Regions from separate parts of the Homo sapiens genome. Here all the other regions are linked to region 3. A link is a contact called in ENCODE Hi-C or POLR2A ChIA-PET data. All regions are on one chromosome and are shown on one strand. The core of a region is the stretch at or near the end of the contact, and the rest is flanking DNA. Distances in the headings are between cores, read along the strand shown. Region 1 holds the start of PRMT8 (protein arginine methyltransferase 8). Region 2 overlaps LOC124902862 (a long non-coding RNA gene). Region 3 holds the start of LINC02417 (long intergenic non-protein coding RNA 2417).

What was found. A loop is a pair of places that touch in the nucleus more often than their neighbours do. ChIA-PET counts read pairs that join two places held with the same protein, here RNA polymerase II (POLR2A). Pooled maps may share reads with other maps.
Region 1: a loop to region 3 is called in a map of mammary epithelial cell, with 3 times the contacts of the local background. The contact joins the promoter of PRMT8 here to the promoter of LINC02417 in region 3. A Hi-C loop is called at or near these places in 3 of 168 maps with a recorded cell type or tissue (dorsolateral prefrontal cortex, endothelial cell of hepatic sinusoid and mammary epithelial cell) and 3 of 50 pooled maps. POLR2A ChIA-PET finds 5 or more read pairs at or near these places in 2 of 52 experiments (HCT116 and WTC11).
Region 2: POLR2A ChIA-PET joins it to region 3 with 10 read pairs in PC-3. The contact joins the enhancer-like site here to the promoter of LINC02417 in region 3. A Hi-C loop is called at or near these places in 1 of 168 maps with a recorded cell type or tissue (mammary epithelial cell). POLR2A ChIA-PET finds 5 or more read pairs at or near these places in 3 of 52 experiments (GM10248, HCT116 and PC-3).

What each region holds. Positions count from the first base shown.
Region 1 is chr12:3,489,171-3,493,670 of GRCh38, forward strand. PRMT8 (protein arginine methyltransferase 8) reads left to right here and starts at 2,033. Exons shown (of 10, transcript NM_019854.5): 1 at 2,033-2,530. The coding sequence starts at 2,456. THCAT155 (thyroid cancer-associated transcript 155) reads right to left here and starts at 3,649. Exons shown (of 2, transcript NR_126055.1): 1 at 3,562-3,649; 2 at 1-432.
Region 2 is chr12:3,451,433-3,455,988 of GRCh38, forward strand. All of the region lies in intron 1 of LOC124902862 (a long non-coding RNA gene), which reads right to left. It also overlaps a transcript of PRMT8 not described here. Among named protein-coding and RNA genes, the nearest start is that of PRMT8, 37 kb to the right of the region's middle. Within about 2 kb of position 2,964, at least 2 of the 41 ENCODE cell types and tissues checked have a DNase peak (open chromatin) inside an H3K27ac peak, as active enhancers do; they include PC-3 and mammary epithelial cell, where a contact is called at or near this core.
Region 3 is chr12:3,366,579-3,371,222 of GRCh38, forward strand. It overlaps LINC02417 (long intergenic non-protein coding RNA 2417), which reads left to right and starts at 1,530. Exons shown (of 3, transcript NR_146865.1): 1 at 1,530-1,546; 2 at 1,687-1,847.

The DNA.
Region 1 (4,500 bases), core at 783-3,282, 120 kb after region 3:
TGTCTGTGCTTGGGGAGAAGCCAAGCAAAGCAAAAGATTTCAACAGCGAAAGGAGGAAACACACCCACTGAGGTTCTCATAGCAACATAATCACGCACAGGCAGCAGCCTATTTCGGTGGGAGCTTGTTTCAGCTCCCCTCCTCCCTGGTTAGTCACAGAAGGCATGCACAAGCAGAAGCAGTGTTGGGTGGGGGCAGAGTGTCGGACTGAAAGTCAGGAGGCTGGGGAGCTGGGTCCTCTGCTTGCTGATGGACCATGGGCAAATGTCCTCCTCTCTCCAATCTTGGGGTCCTTATTTGTAAAATGAGAGGATTGGACCACAGAGCGGTGAGGATCATTTCTTTTCTGATTTCCTTTGATTGCACAAACACTGAGACACTTTTGGTAGGGAATTAGATGTCTCTCAGAATCTTTTGTCTCTGAGAAGATGCCTAGAGAAAAGGGAATTCAATAGGATAAAAGTCATTCTCCAGATTCACATTTATTTTCCTACCACTTTCTGCATGTTGACAGAACGGGAGGAACGACTGGGTGTTGTCAAGGATTCTGCTCACTCACCCCCAACTCTAACCCAGGTCTGTGTTCTGAGAAGGGAAAAGGTTAAGGAGGTTAAGGTCATCTTTTTATTCAAGTTTTCACACACACACACACACACACACACACGCGCGCACACACACACACACACACTCAAGCCTCTTGCTACATTTTCATCCTTCTCATTCTTCATCCTCTCCTGTCTCTATCCCTCACTTCTCACCTCTACTTAGTGCAATGTATCCTCTCTTTGCCCGAGGACCAGATGATGGAGGCATGTTTCCTACTGAGAATGATTCTAGACCTTTTCTTCAATGGACTCTGGGGTTAGTTGAGGACAGTCAGGCTCACACTTCCCAGTTATCGAAGGTGATGATAAAAAGCAAATAGGGCATTTGGGAGGGACCTCCCCAAACAAGTACAGAGATGAAGTGAAGACAGCCGGGTGCTCAGGGAGCATCTTATAGGTCTCAGTCCTTGACTCGTAGGTTGAAAGCTTAAAAGTACAGCTGTTTTAAGGAGTCAGCCTGAGTGTCCTGTTGCAAAGGGAGAGGCAGAATGGGGTCCCCCGCTTTTGTTCTATCTCCCACTGCCCGACAGATGGCCAGTAAAACAGAGAAAAAGAAGCTCTCAAAGTGAAGACAGGAATGCATTGTATAAAAATTCACACCCCCTGCTGCCGCCCAAACTCCCTTAAAAAAGGATCAAGAGAATCCTGACGGGTACGTGACATCCTCCCTCTCTCCCATAAAAGGGACTTCAAAATCTGGCGATGGTGGGGGAAGGGTGAGGAGGGAGAAGAGAAATGCGTGGGCAGGGGGCTGCCAGGGAAGACTGGAGTGGGGGGGGGGGCACTGCAGTCTCGCATTTGACTTTCTCCCACCCTCTTTCCCAAGCCACTCTGGCCGCCACCTTTGCCCCTCCCTCTCAGCCTGAAAGGGGCTTGGAGTCCCAAGGGCTTTGGGTACAAAGAGAGAGAGAGAGAGAGAGAGAGAGAGAGAGAGAGAGAGAGAGAAAAGGATAAAGAATGACACCACACTTACCCCTAGAGTTGAAGGAGTTAAGGACCCTCCCCCATCCAGACACCCACCCCTTCGTTCCCCAAATCGTAATTCGCCGAGGAAGGATCCAGGAACTGGCAGAGGAGCGGGAGAGCTGGGGTGGGCCGGGGTGGGGAGGGTGCGAGTTAACTGTGGCCCGGTCTCGCCCGGACCTCGCCCTAGGTGGGAGCACGCGCACCGGGTCTGAGAACCTGCAAGAGCCTCGCCCGGCGCCGGCTTTCTCTGGGCCCCCCGCGCGGGCCTGGCCTCCACGTAAGTTGTGTGCAGCGCCAGGGAGTGGAGGCGGCCGAGACCCTCGGAGACTAGGGGAGGGGGCGGGCCCGGGGGCGCTGGGGGCCCTCGGTCTGCGCCCAGCCGCCGCCGGCTCCAGCGAACCTCCTACCCCGCCCCCACTCACCCGGCTCAGCCCCTAGGAGAGACGCGCAGGAAGCGTGTTGCTTCGCCCAGCGGATCGGCAGAAGTTGAGAGGAGTTGGCGGCTGCCTCCGGCCGGCCGGACTTTGCGAGCAGCCTGGAGAGGATCCGCGACCGCCGCCGCCGCCGCCGCGGAGGCTTCGGGGCTGCTTCCCTCGAGCTTAGCCCGCAGCGCGGGTGGAGAGGGGCGGGGAGGGGGTCGGGGGCACGAGAAGAACTTGAAACCGTGTGAAGGAATCCGGAGCAGATGAGAAGGGAGGAAAATAAAAGAAAGTGGAGACTGCAGAACAGACTCCGCTGTGGCTGACTGTGCCGGCCGACGCTCCAGCTGAGGGGCTGGGTTGGATTTTTTTTTTTCTCCCATCCTCTCGCTCTCTCTTTTAAAGCGACACCAGCTCTCTCTCCTCCTCTACTATCTCGGTATCACCAAACCCTTGCCGGCTCTTATGGGCATGAAACACTCCTCCCGCTGCCTGCTCCTGAGGAGGAAAATGGCGGAGAACGCGGCCGAGAGCACCGAGGTAAGGAGGCGAGCGAGCAGGGGCTCTCGGAGACCCCGCCGCCCACCCGGACCACCGCGCCGCCGCCGCCGCTCAGCGCCGAGTGCCAAACTTTCCCCAGTTTCATCCCGCTCGCTTCTGCCGGCCTCCTCCTGTGTGTGTGTGTGTGTGTGTGTGTGTGTGTGTGTGTGTGTGTGTGTGTGTGTGTGTTGGTGGGGGGTGGGGGGGAAGTTCATGTCTCAGGTCCCCTCCCTCTTGAAAATGCAAAACAGTCACTCTCACCCCATCACCCTCTCCTGCCACCCGCTGCTCCCTTCTCCCGCCCCCAAGTCCCAAACCCCGGGCAGCCGCGCTCCCCTGCCCTCTCCTCTGGGCTCCGTGAGGGCTCCCGGGTCCCGGCTTTGTGCAGAGCTGGGGTGGGTAATCCTGGGGCCAGGTCTGCCCCCTGCAGTGCCTTGACCGTCTCCTGCCGCTGCCTCAGCTTTACCCTTCAAGCTCGAGTCGGTTCCCGAGCTCTCCGTCCCCGCAGCCGCGCGGAGAGCCCCCGGCCGCGGGGGCCGAGCCGGCAGGAGGACTCGGGCACCTCCTACAGACCCTCCGGCCCAGATCTGGGCCAGAGAGAAGTCTGCAATCCTCAGATATCAGAGCCGCCTCTGGGTAGCTAAACCCGGCAGGGCACACGGGCCGCGGCCACCTTCAGCACCAGGGACAGCGTCCGCCCCTGCAGCAGCCGAGCCTGCGCGGACTGTGGGGGCTGCGCGCCGCCGGCTGCAGTGAGAAATGGGTCTGCAGCCACCCGTCCCGCAAGGGCTTTTGAGGAGGTCGCTCTAGCTCCGCAAATTGTGTTCTCGGCCCCCGCCTTCGGCAGCCTTTTTCTCTACTCTCCAGCTGGCCCTGAGCCGCAGAGAGCCCTGCTGGGCTTTGCGTCCCGAGACTCGAGGCTGTGATCCCTCGCCTCCCTCTGACCCCGCTGTCATTACAACAACCGGACTATTCCGTAGGCTCTGGGCACCTGTAGTCACGAAGGGGATCAGCGTGGGCAGCCCCCTTACCTTCCTGGAGAAACGGTGCGCCGAGATGGGGGCGGAGTGGGGCATGTGTGTGAAGATCATCCCTTACTCAGTGGCAGGAAAAAGACACAGAGAGCAAACTCCCAGGCTCTATTAATAGCTGGGTGTCTGGTGGGGCTGCCGCACATTTCACATATGGTTACCCATATGCAGCGGGGGGCGGGGATGGGGGTGTGGCGCGGGGATTGTCCCTCTGTCTTGCCGGAATGCAAAAAGGTAGAGAGACCCTTCCTGGTCTTCTTCCCTCGAGTTCTTAACTCTGCGCTAAAACCCCTACCCCACGGCGTAGGCAGCAAAGCTTTATAAATCCCCCTTCTCTGAGAGACTAGAAGCAGCATGCATCTGACAATTGTCAATTTCAAAACAAACACGCTCCGGGACTTGAACGCAGCGGGGCATTCAGTAGCGAATGCTGTCTCCTTGAGTTAGGGCAAAGCCTGCGTGCCCGCCGTCCCCTCACCACTTCCTCTTCCCCAGCCCCCACCTGAGAGCAGACATTCGGAATGATGTGTAGTGCGAGGCGGCTAGCCTCCCAGCAGAAAGCCATCCTTACCATTCCCCTCACCCTCCGCCCTCTGATCGCCCACCCGCCGAAAGGGTTTCTAAAAATAGCCCAGGGCTTCAAGGCCGCGCTTCTGTGAAGTGTGGAGCGAGCGGGCACGTAGCGGTCTCTGCCAGGTGGCTGGAGCCCTGGAAGCGAGAAGGCGCTTCCTCCCTGCATTTCCACCTCACCCCACCCCCGGCTCATTTTTCTAAGAAAAAGTTTTTGCGGTTCCCTTTGCCTCCTACCCCCGCTGCCGCGCGGGGTCTGGGTGCAGACCCCTGCCAGGTTCCGCAGTGTGCAGCGGCGGCTGCTGCGCTCTCCCAGCCTCGGCGAGGGTTAAAGGCGTCCGGAGCAGGCAGAGCGCCGCGCGCCAGTCT
Region 2 (4,556 bases), core at 1,714-4,213, 86 kb after region 3:
AACACACGTTCATGTGCAGAAAAGATCCTTTTTATGCTCAGCTTGAACAATGTTTTATGATTGTTGGCATATTTGCTCTTGTTTTCTAAGTTGGCTTTTGCCCAGCCAACATTCAGGAGGCTGCCTATTTTCTCTGGTTGCTTGACCTACAAGGACTCAAACTGGCCATGAGGCATACATGGGTGCTTAGCTGTGCTTTCGTGCTCCAACAGTTAGACATCCTATAGAGTTGGTTAGCCGAGAGAGCTATGCATTTTCCCACCCGCTTAGGCCGCAGTGCTGTTGATGATGACGTGAGGACTCTACTTTTCCACCTACATGTTGATTCACTTAAAGGAAACCTCTGGAACATTTTCCATGGGAACTGCCTTAACTGGAGTGTCTTGACGTTGCTAATTTCCTTGATTCCAGTCATATCCTTGATCCATTGTGCCTCATGGTGTTTCAGAAGAAAACTGTGGCCATTTTTCTCTGCCTGGCAGTTGAGGAGTAGAGAAGATAGATGCGGCTTCTCCACATAAATAAGCTGTACAACACCCAGTCAAAAACTATTAGTGACTGTTAGGATGAAAAACGCCTCCCATGGCCTGCAATTTTCTTTAGGAAGAAAGTGCCTGGCCTGCTTGGCTTCCAGACAGCTGAGCTGAGAAAATGGGTACCCTCTTAGTTGCTTTCAAAGACCACAAAGATGGACACACAGAGGGGAAGAACACACACTGGGGCCTCCTTGAGGACAGAGGGTGGGAAGAGGGAGAGGACCAGGAAAAATAACTAATGGGTACTGGGCTTAATACCTGGGTGAGGAAATAAGTGTACAACAAACCCTTGTGATACAAGTTTACCTATTTAAGAAACCTGCACATGTGCCCCTGAACCTAAATTAAACACACACACACACACACATACACACACACACACCCCACAAGGAGACCACTTACTGGCAACATGCAAGAGCACAGGAAACTTTAGAAGTCTTCAATGGAACTTGAGAATTATTTCTAGCCACATTTTTCATACATTTTCCCACCAGATAGATCCGAGAATTAATGTCCTAAGCGGTCTCCTCGGAAGCTGCCCTGGGCTGGGGGATCACCTGTCCAGGGGCAGAACCTGGGTTAGGTGGCCTCTTTTGGTCCCTTCCAGGTCTCTAATCCCCTTGTGGTAACTAACAGCCTCACATCTCAGGATTGTCACCTGCAGGGCAGTTGTATAGCCCAGAAGCACGTTGCTTTATCCTAGGAACAGGGTCTGCTGTCTTCTGGGCCTCTTCCCAGGACTTCTGCCTCACCAGGTTGGGCTTCTCAGGTCAGGCCTCACCAGATGGTGAAGACCTGGACTGGGGAACGTTCAAGGCAGAGGAGAGGTAAAGCCACAGCTTAGGTCCTGCTGGGAAGTGCTGGCTGCCAGGAGGCTGCTGTGGAAATAACTGTAGGCCTGAGAAGTCAGCATCTTTAAGGGCGAGTGGGGTGGTGAGAGGACAATTCGGCAAGTCCCATTGACCGACAGGCAGAGTGGCAGCTTACTTGGCATTTCAAACAAACAAAAAATCCACACAAAGAAAACATTCCTGCCTATTCAGAGCTTACAGCCTAAGAGGGGAGGGAAGCTAAACCCTGGACTGGGATCACATGAAAGGAGATGAAATGAGGGATGCACAGAGGACACTGCACGGGGAATCAGGTAGGCTGGAGAGGAGAGGGGTCAGTCCGGGAGACCGTCCTGAAGAGTGGCCTGTGATGGAAAAGGCCAGCAAGAACCATGGAAGCTGCTGAAAGGGTGCAGGGAAGCCACGGTTCCTTCCCTCCCCACGCCCCTCGCTCACTCTAGTCCTGGCTCCCTTTACACAGGCCTAATATGACCAAACAGCACCCTTAGGACTCCTGGGCCTCGGGCCCCAGTGTTGAGTCTGGCAGCAGATCCCCAAGGGGTAGAGTTTGCACTGGTGGCTGGGTGTCGCCGTCAGCAGGTGAGGGAGCGCATGGGGAATGCAGATTCCCAGGCCAGCCCTGCCAAGTCTGAGTGAGTCCCCTGGAGGCTACTGCTGCTGGGACTGTGCGGTGCCGTAGGACATGATTTCTGACCTCAGAGGCCCTGCTTTCTCCTGGGGAAGCCAGACGCTGCATTCCGCATGCCATCGTGACCTTGAAGTAGGGCTGAGAATGAGGTGTCTGGGTCAGGAACTGGTGAGCGCGGTCAGGGGACACCCTTAGGAGAGGAGCTTGCCCTTCACAGCCAGGGCAAATGCTGGGGCGCAGCCATGCTGGCTGTCTCCTCGTCTGTTCTGCCCACACATCTCCTGCGGCACCCTGTGGTCTGTGTCCTGACGTGGCCCGACTGTGGACCCCCTTGTCCTCCTGCCCGCTGTGTCTATTTCTCAGCTCCTGCTATGCTAGGTCTGGGCTTCCGACGCCGGCCCTGCTCCGGCGATTGAAAATGACTGCAGCCTCGGGTGCAGCCTTGTCCTCAGCGTTCAACACGGGGTGCCTCGTGTGCTCCTCATGGCACATTTACCATGGGCTTTTTCAGGTTTCGAGAAGCAGCGACGTGCTCGGGTCACCTCAGGGCGGAGGGTTTGCAGGAAGGCCAGGCACAGCAATGCGGGCGTCAGCCTAGCCCAGCCTCTAGAGAACTGGAGCACCACGGGGCTCAAAGGGGCCTGGGGCCAAACACGGAGGCCCATCTGACTTGGCTCTGTCTCTGCTCCTAGCCCCTGCTGTCTCTTCACTCTCCTGCAGCTTAATGCCGCCCCCGCCCACCCCGCGCCCTGTGTCTTTTGGCTTCTGTTTTGCCTTCTCCTGAAGCCGCTTCTTCTGACTCCCTGACGGGGAGCCTGCGGATGGATTCCCAGGACCTGGTTCCTCAAGGCGGCTGCTGTTGGCTCAGACATCCCCGGCCAGGGTGTTGGTGCCACAGGGAGCAAGAGGGCAGGCAGCCACCTGGGCTCCCCTAAGAATCACTCACTCCAGAGGGAGAATATTTAAGGTTTGAATCACTGACGTTAATCAGAGGCCACGTGATGTAAAAGCACTCTAGGGGAGGGGGGTGTCTAGGAAGGAAGGGAAACTAAACCACAAAAGAAGCCCGTCATGCCCAGCCCTGGAGGAGAGAGGAGGAGCAGGGGCCAGGGAAGACGGGGCGGGCAAGAGCGGCATGTGGCATTTCTCAAGCGGGAGACCAAGTTCAAAGGGAGCACAGCACTCCCAGTGAAACCACCCCTATAAACTTCATAAAATGAATCAGGACAAAAGGAAGGGGAGGAGTGAAACCAAACCCAGCTTGCAGCGCACTTCGTGTTCACCGCGGGTCGGCCTGCGCTCCCACCTGCTTCCTCGTGTTGTTTGCTGCCTATTGACCTAGAATCCCACAGACCCCGCTACAAGGTTATAGTCACCCTAAGGGTCCTACAGATAACAACTGGAGCAGTACGAAATGTTAAGTCTTCCCTTTGAGATAGTCCTTCAGGTCCTACATACCTGTGAAATTACCACGTCAGCTGGTCTAAAGGACCCCATAGGAGCTGACGCACCAAAGAATGCAGTTTCTACATTCTGGTGAATTCATCCGCCTTACCCCAACCAATCAACAGCTCCAATTCTCCAGTCCCTTGTCCTCCACAGTCCCCTTAAAGACTCCAGCCCAGAAATCCTGGGGGAGATGGAGTTTGGGGGCTCCTCCTATCTCTTAGCTCAGTGCCCTGTGACCATTAAACTCTTTCTCTGCTGCAGCCCTAACTGGTAACTGGTCTGTTACTGTGCGGTGGGCATAACTGGTCTGTTACTGTGTAACTGGTCTGCTCCTGTGCAGTGGGCATACGAACCTGTTGGTCCTATAACACCAGTCCCTCACGAAAGCACCAGATTAATTTTCGCACCCTTTGTGGCTGCAGATTGGAAGTGGAGGATGAGGGTGAGGGGAGGTGCCTTCTAGCCTGGGCTTGGGGTGTGGAAGGCAAGAGGGGAAGAGAACCCACAGACAGGATGGAGGGAGGGGTGAGCTGCTTCAGGCGTCGATGCTGCCCTCACTTGTGCTCTGCCCTCCTTCTCCCTAAGGGGAATTGACTCACGCCCTTTCCCCTTGCCACCCTGAACAAAGAAATGCCACTCACTGCCCTGTGATGCAAGCTCTTCACACATGCATGGGAGTAGGTGTGTGCATGGAGGAGGCACCACGCTAGCCTGCTCTCTGGGCTCGGTCCTGGGAGACCTGGCCAAGGACCTTCACCTCCGAACCTTCTCCCGGAATTGGAGGGTCAGCGGGGGGTGGGGTTGAGCCTGCTACATTGAATTTGGCTTGGTCCTCTTGGCTCTCTTAATTGCTCTTTGACAAATAGCCAGAAAGTGGAGGGAAGGCAGGTGGACTTTATTTCCATTTTCGAAGTGTAAGAACTTGAAGCTCCAAGAGGTCAGGTGACATGTCTGTGCCAGTGCCCCCTACCACACCCCTCAGTGACACCATAGGTGGGACAGGGCCGCGTGATGCCGTGAAAACAGCACGTTCCTTTGACCACGTGGTCCTAGTTCTATATCTATCTCTGTCTCTTTGCTAGCTGTGTGACA
Region 3 (4,644 bases), core at 280-2,779:
ATGACATAGAGCTTCCCCACGCCCCCTTCCTCCCCTCCCCTCATCCTCCGCCCCGCGACTCCCATCACTGCCCTGTCCCTCTCAGGGTCCTGGGGACCATCGGCCCTGCATTCCCTGGGCTCAGGGAGAATCAAGATTCTTCCTAATCTGGAGCAAAAAGAGTAGACGGTAGGGCCCAGCTGTCCCTGCCTGCACCCAGTGGAGGTGCAAAGCTGTCCCTAAGTGGGTCTGTCCTAGCAGTGGGGCGTGCATTGTGGGTTATTTCCCAGAGCAACGGTGGCCTTGTGCTTATCCAACCATGTTCTTTTGAAACTTGACTGCAGCGAGCCGGGTTATCCATATACCAGGTTGCTAGGTCAGGGAGGCCGCTACTGGGGGGCAGGGAACGCGAAGCACGCCACTGTGCCCCAGAGCACCAGTGCTCTCAATGCCGCAGCTGACCGCTGGGAAAGGCTTCGCACAGGGCCATGCGGGAAGGAGATGACAGCCACAGTCCCCTGAGATGAAGACCTGAATGCAGAAGCTGCCGCGAAGGAGTCCCCAGAGCTTGCTGTGCGCGGTGCAGGAGGAGGAGTGTGCTGGGGGTGAGGGGGTAAAAACCTGAAGTCTGGAGGAGACCTGGAGTGATGTGAGGTTGAGTTTCGTGTGGGGCAAGCCGGGTTTGAGAAGCAGGCCACCTTCTTCCAGGGGCACACATCCAGCAAATGCAGTGGGAATGACCTGTGGTTCTTAGGAGAGAGGCTGAGGCAAGAGATGCGATTTTTGGAATCATCTGGAAAGAAGTTGGGCTGACAAGAGAAGAAATGGAGCGAGAGGGTAGAAAAGATAGAGAGAACAGGGCTGAAGACAGAAGCTGTCTAAGGAGGGGAAGGAGCCCATGAGAGAAACAATGTGGGAGGGTCGGGACTGTGCAGAGTGAAAGAACTCAGGAGAAGAGGGATGTTCAGTGGGGGCCTGGGCTACAGAGACACCAGGAAGGAGGTGCCCAAGAAAACAGGTTTAGATTTGGAAATCAGGAGATCTCTGGGGGCTTTCAAGAGAATTATTTGAGTGGTGGGTTGTGTAGACAAGATTGCCACTCCTTGGGGGGCATCAGGATCCTGGATCCAGTTGGTTGATCCAGGGACACAAAGGTTCATTTCTTTGATTTCCTTCACGGGGACTCCGAAGGGCCTCCCCAGAGCCACAGCTTCCAGAGGGATCTGACGAGGCCTCTGTGGAAAGCAACGCAGTTCAAGTTCAGTCTCTGCCTAATCCTGTTTTCCTCACTCTCTCAAGGTGAGTGAGGTCTATGGGGGTAAGCCCCCCCGCCTCCCCGTAGACCTCCTGGAATGCCTGGAACAGCTCAGCAACCTGGGCACAGGTGGCTTGAGACAACCTAGCCATTCGGGCCTGCTGCCAGAGTGAACGCCACAGGGAGGCCTGCCGGGTCTGGGGAGCATGAGCTGGTCAGGCCCCCAGTAGACCCCTTGCAGGCTGATCTCCATCTCCATGCAGAGTCTGTATCCTAGAAATCCAACCTGAGATCCTGCGGCACCGAGAAAGGGTGAGTGAAACAGAGAAAAGGTGGGATGGAGGGAAGAACAGAGGTGGGAACCACTCAGCAGGAGCAAGAAGGGGTGATGGTGGGAGACAGGCAGGAAGGAGTAGGCGTGTGATTTGATGCCTCTCCCCTCCACCTCCAAGGAAGCTGTTTCAAGAGATAGGAATTGTCAGAAAAAGCCGGAGAAGGTGGTGTTAAAGGAAAACATTGAGAATGGGGAGTGAAGACGAGGGTTTTTCGTAGCAGAAGATGGATCTTCGAAAGCCAGGAGGCAGAGGAGAGCAACGCTGTCGGTGAGATAAAGGTGAAGGGAAGCTGATATTCCCTGAAGTTAGTAATATTAAAACAGTACTGAAGAAAGAGAAAGTTGGAAAATGGTCTAGAGGGACCTTTTAGCAACATGAGAGGGCGAGGGATGAATGGAGCTCTGGACCAGGATATTCCCTCTGCAGCACCATCCCTGGGAACGTCAGACGTCTGGGGTAGTGAACCAACAAAAATAGAATATGCAATTAACAATTTCCCAGGAATCATGTTTACACACGTAAAAAAAAAGAGAAATAGGTGAAAGTAATTTCAATGATGTATTTTATTTAACACAATATATTTTAGATATGTTTTAAATAAAATATATCATTAAAATTGATGTGTCAATATACAAAATTAATAATGAGCCGTACATTTTTTTCCTTCTAAGTCTTCCAACTCTGGTGTGTATTTTACCTGTATTGCACATCTAAGTTCAGACACTAAATTTTCTTTGGAAATACCCGATCTGTACTTAGATTTCATAACATTGATGGTTGAAGAAGCTCATTTACAAACCTAAATTGCCCCATATATACCTATGCTTTCTAATAACAGAATAAAATGATCAGTCTTTAAGTTAATTAAAATGAAATGAAATAAAAAACCCCGCTCTTCAGTTGCATGGAGCACCTCTCCAGTGTTCAGTGGCCCCACATGTGGCTAGTGGCTACTAGATCGGACCACACAGGTCTAGAATTGGAATTCTGAGACTTTTGGATTTTGGCTTTTATTTTGTCCTGATTTTCTGTGAAGGAATGGGCTTGCCTGCCCCCAGTGCTGTACCACTAAAAAGATCCTCATCTGTTCCATCTCATTTCACAAAACTCACTTGAAGAAGACGAGGGAGAAGTCTGAGAGTCCATCTATGAATAGGGAAATGGGGCTTTGGCTTGGACTAGAAATGGTATGAAGGAGATGAGATATGAGTTGGAAGTATCCCGTTTTGATTTTTGTTCTATGTTCATAAGAGGAACGAGGTTTATTTGTCAGGTTGGGTGCCCCAAAGAGCGAACCGAGAGTGCGCTGTGATAATGCACGGGGCAACTCTTTCTTGCACAAACTCTCATCTTAGTAGTTTCCGTTGAGCTCTGGGCACTGGCTGCGTCACAAACAGGTGGACGCAGCTGCTATATCTAGGCCTCATTTTCTGCATCTGCAAACTGGGAGAGTAGTTCCTTATTTGGAAAAATAGGAGGGACCAGGGAAATCCCAGATTTGGAGACGGGTGCCTCTCAGCCAGGCCTGTAGCTCATCTGCTGTCCCTAGCTGGGTGCCAGCAGCTTCTGCATTCAGTCCACAGTCTGGTACCATTTGCCTGCCTTTATATCTGATGGGAGAGATCTGTCATGGGATGCAGGAGTGAGGGACGTTCTAGATACTCCTTTAGAAATGTAAAAATAATAATACTTAGGCATCCTTGCTTTTATCTGAAATGGCCTACATCTCTTGCTACTTGGAGGTTCAGGATAGATCTTGTGAGACCTCCTGCATGCCAGCACAGGGCCTGATAGCCTTACCATGCAGCAGCAGTATCTATAACCATCCCTAGAAGTGGAGTCACAGAAAATACCATGGTAATTGTGGCTTTGTTTTGAGGATGGTTACCACACACACACACACACACACACACACACACACACGTGCATGGCATGGAGGAGCCTGACCTGTTATTGTTGGCATCCCCAGGATACATGGCACATTAGCTTAGTGTTCAGGTTGTACATAAACCCTCAAGGTCAGGAGCTGTAACACTTGGATTTCTCCGTCCCCTGGGCATAAGCCTGTCTTTCAAAACAATTTCTGGCCACTGCCTAGAAGAGTTGCAAGATAACAAAATTTCCCTTGACAACCTCTACTCCTGCCTCCCTGACATCCCTGCTTGGTTAAGCTGCTGTCCTGATGTGGCCTTAATAAAAGTACTCTGTGTATAGACTCTTGACAGAGCCATTCCTGGGAAAAACAGCTCCGTTCTTGGAGACAGGAAACAATGCCCTCAGCATACAGATCAGAGACAGCTTGTCTGACTTGGCCCGCTTCCCCATCTTTAAAATGGGGAGGTCTTCCTGCCTCGGCTTACCAAAGCGCTGGGATTACACATGAGCCATGTGCCCAGGAGAGTCGCTTGAGCCCAGGAGTTCGACACCAGGCGGGGAAACACAGGGAGACCTCGTCTTTACCAAAACCAAATATATACATAAAATAAAATAAAGTAAAATACAATAAAATACAATAAAAAATGGGGAGAAACTCCTCCTAGGATTCTTTTTACAGTCTTAGAGAATGGAAACTGGCCTTGGTTTCTTCATCCATGTGAAAAATAGAGCTAAAAAGCCTCTCGTCAGCACCTTTCTCTCTTCTAGCAGGACTGAGGAATGACCAGAGGTTAAATGTTGATGAGCTGAATTAGCTTCAGTTCAATCTGCATTTGACTAGGAACTTGATGACTGAGGCTGCTCATTTTTGCAACAATACCTGGGGTAGAGAAATGACTGTAGAATTGAACCTCACAATCTCAGGTGTAATTCCCATGAGAAAGATATTACACCAGAAATAGGAGGTTTCCAGCTGTTCTCAGGCATGCTTTCAATGACACTAAGAACATCAGTTGCACTAATTGGTGCTTGAAATAATTATTGATCTTCATCAGGAGTGTCAAAAGCATTGCTCAAATGTCCAACTGCTTGTCATGCTCTCTTGGCATTCTACGCGAAGGACTTCACAGACTGTTTCTTTCCCAGGAGAGCATTAGCTAAGGCAAAACATAGAAAAACACATCTAGGATACAGATAACA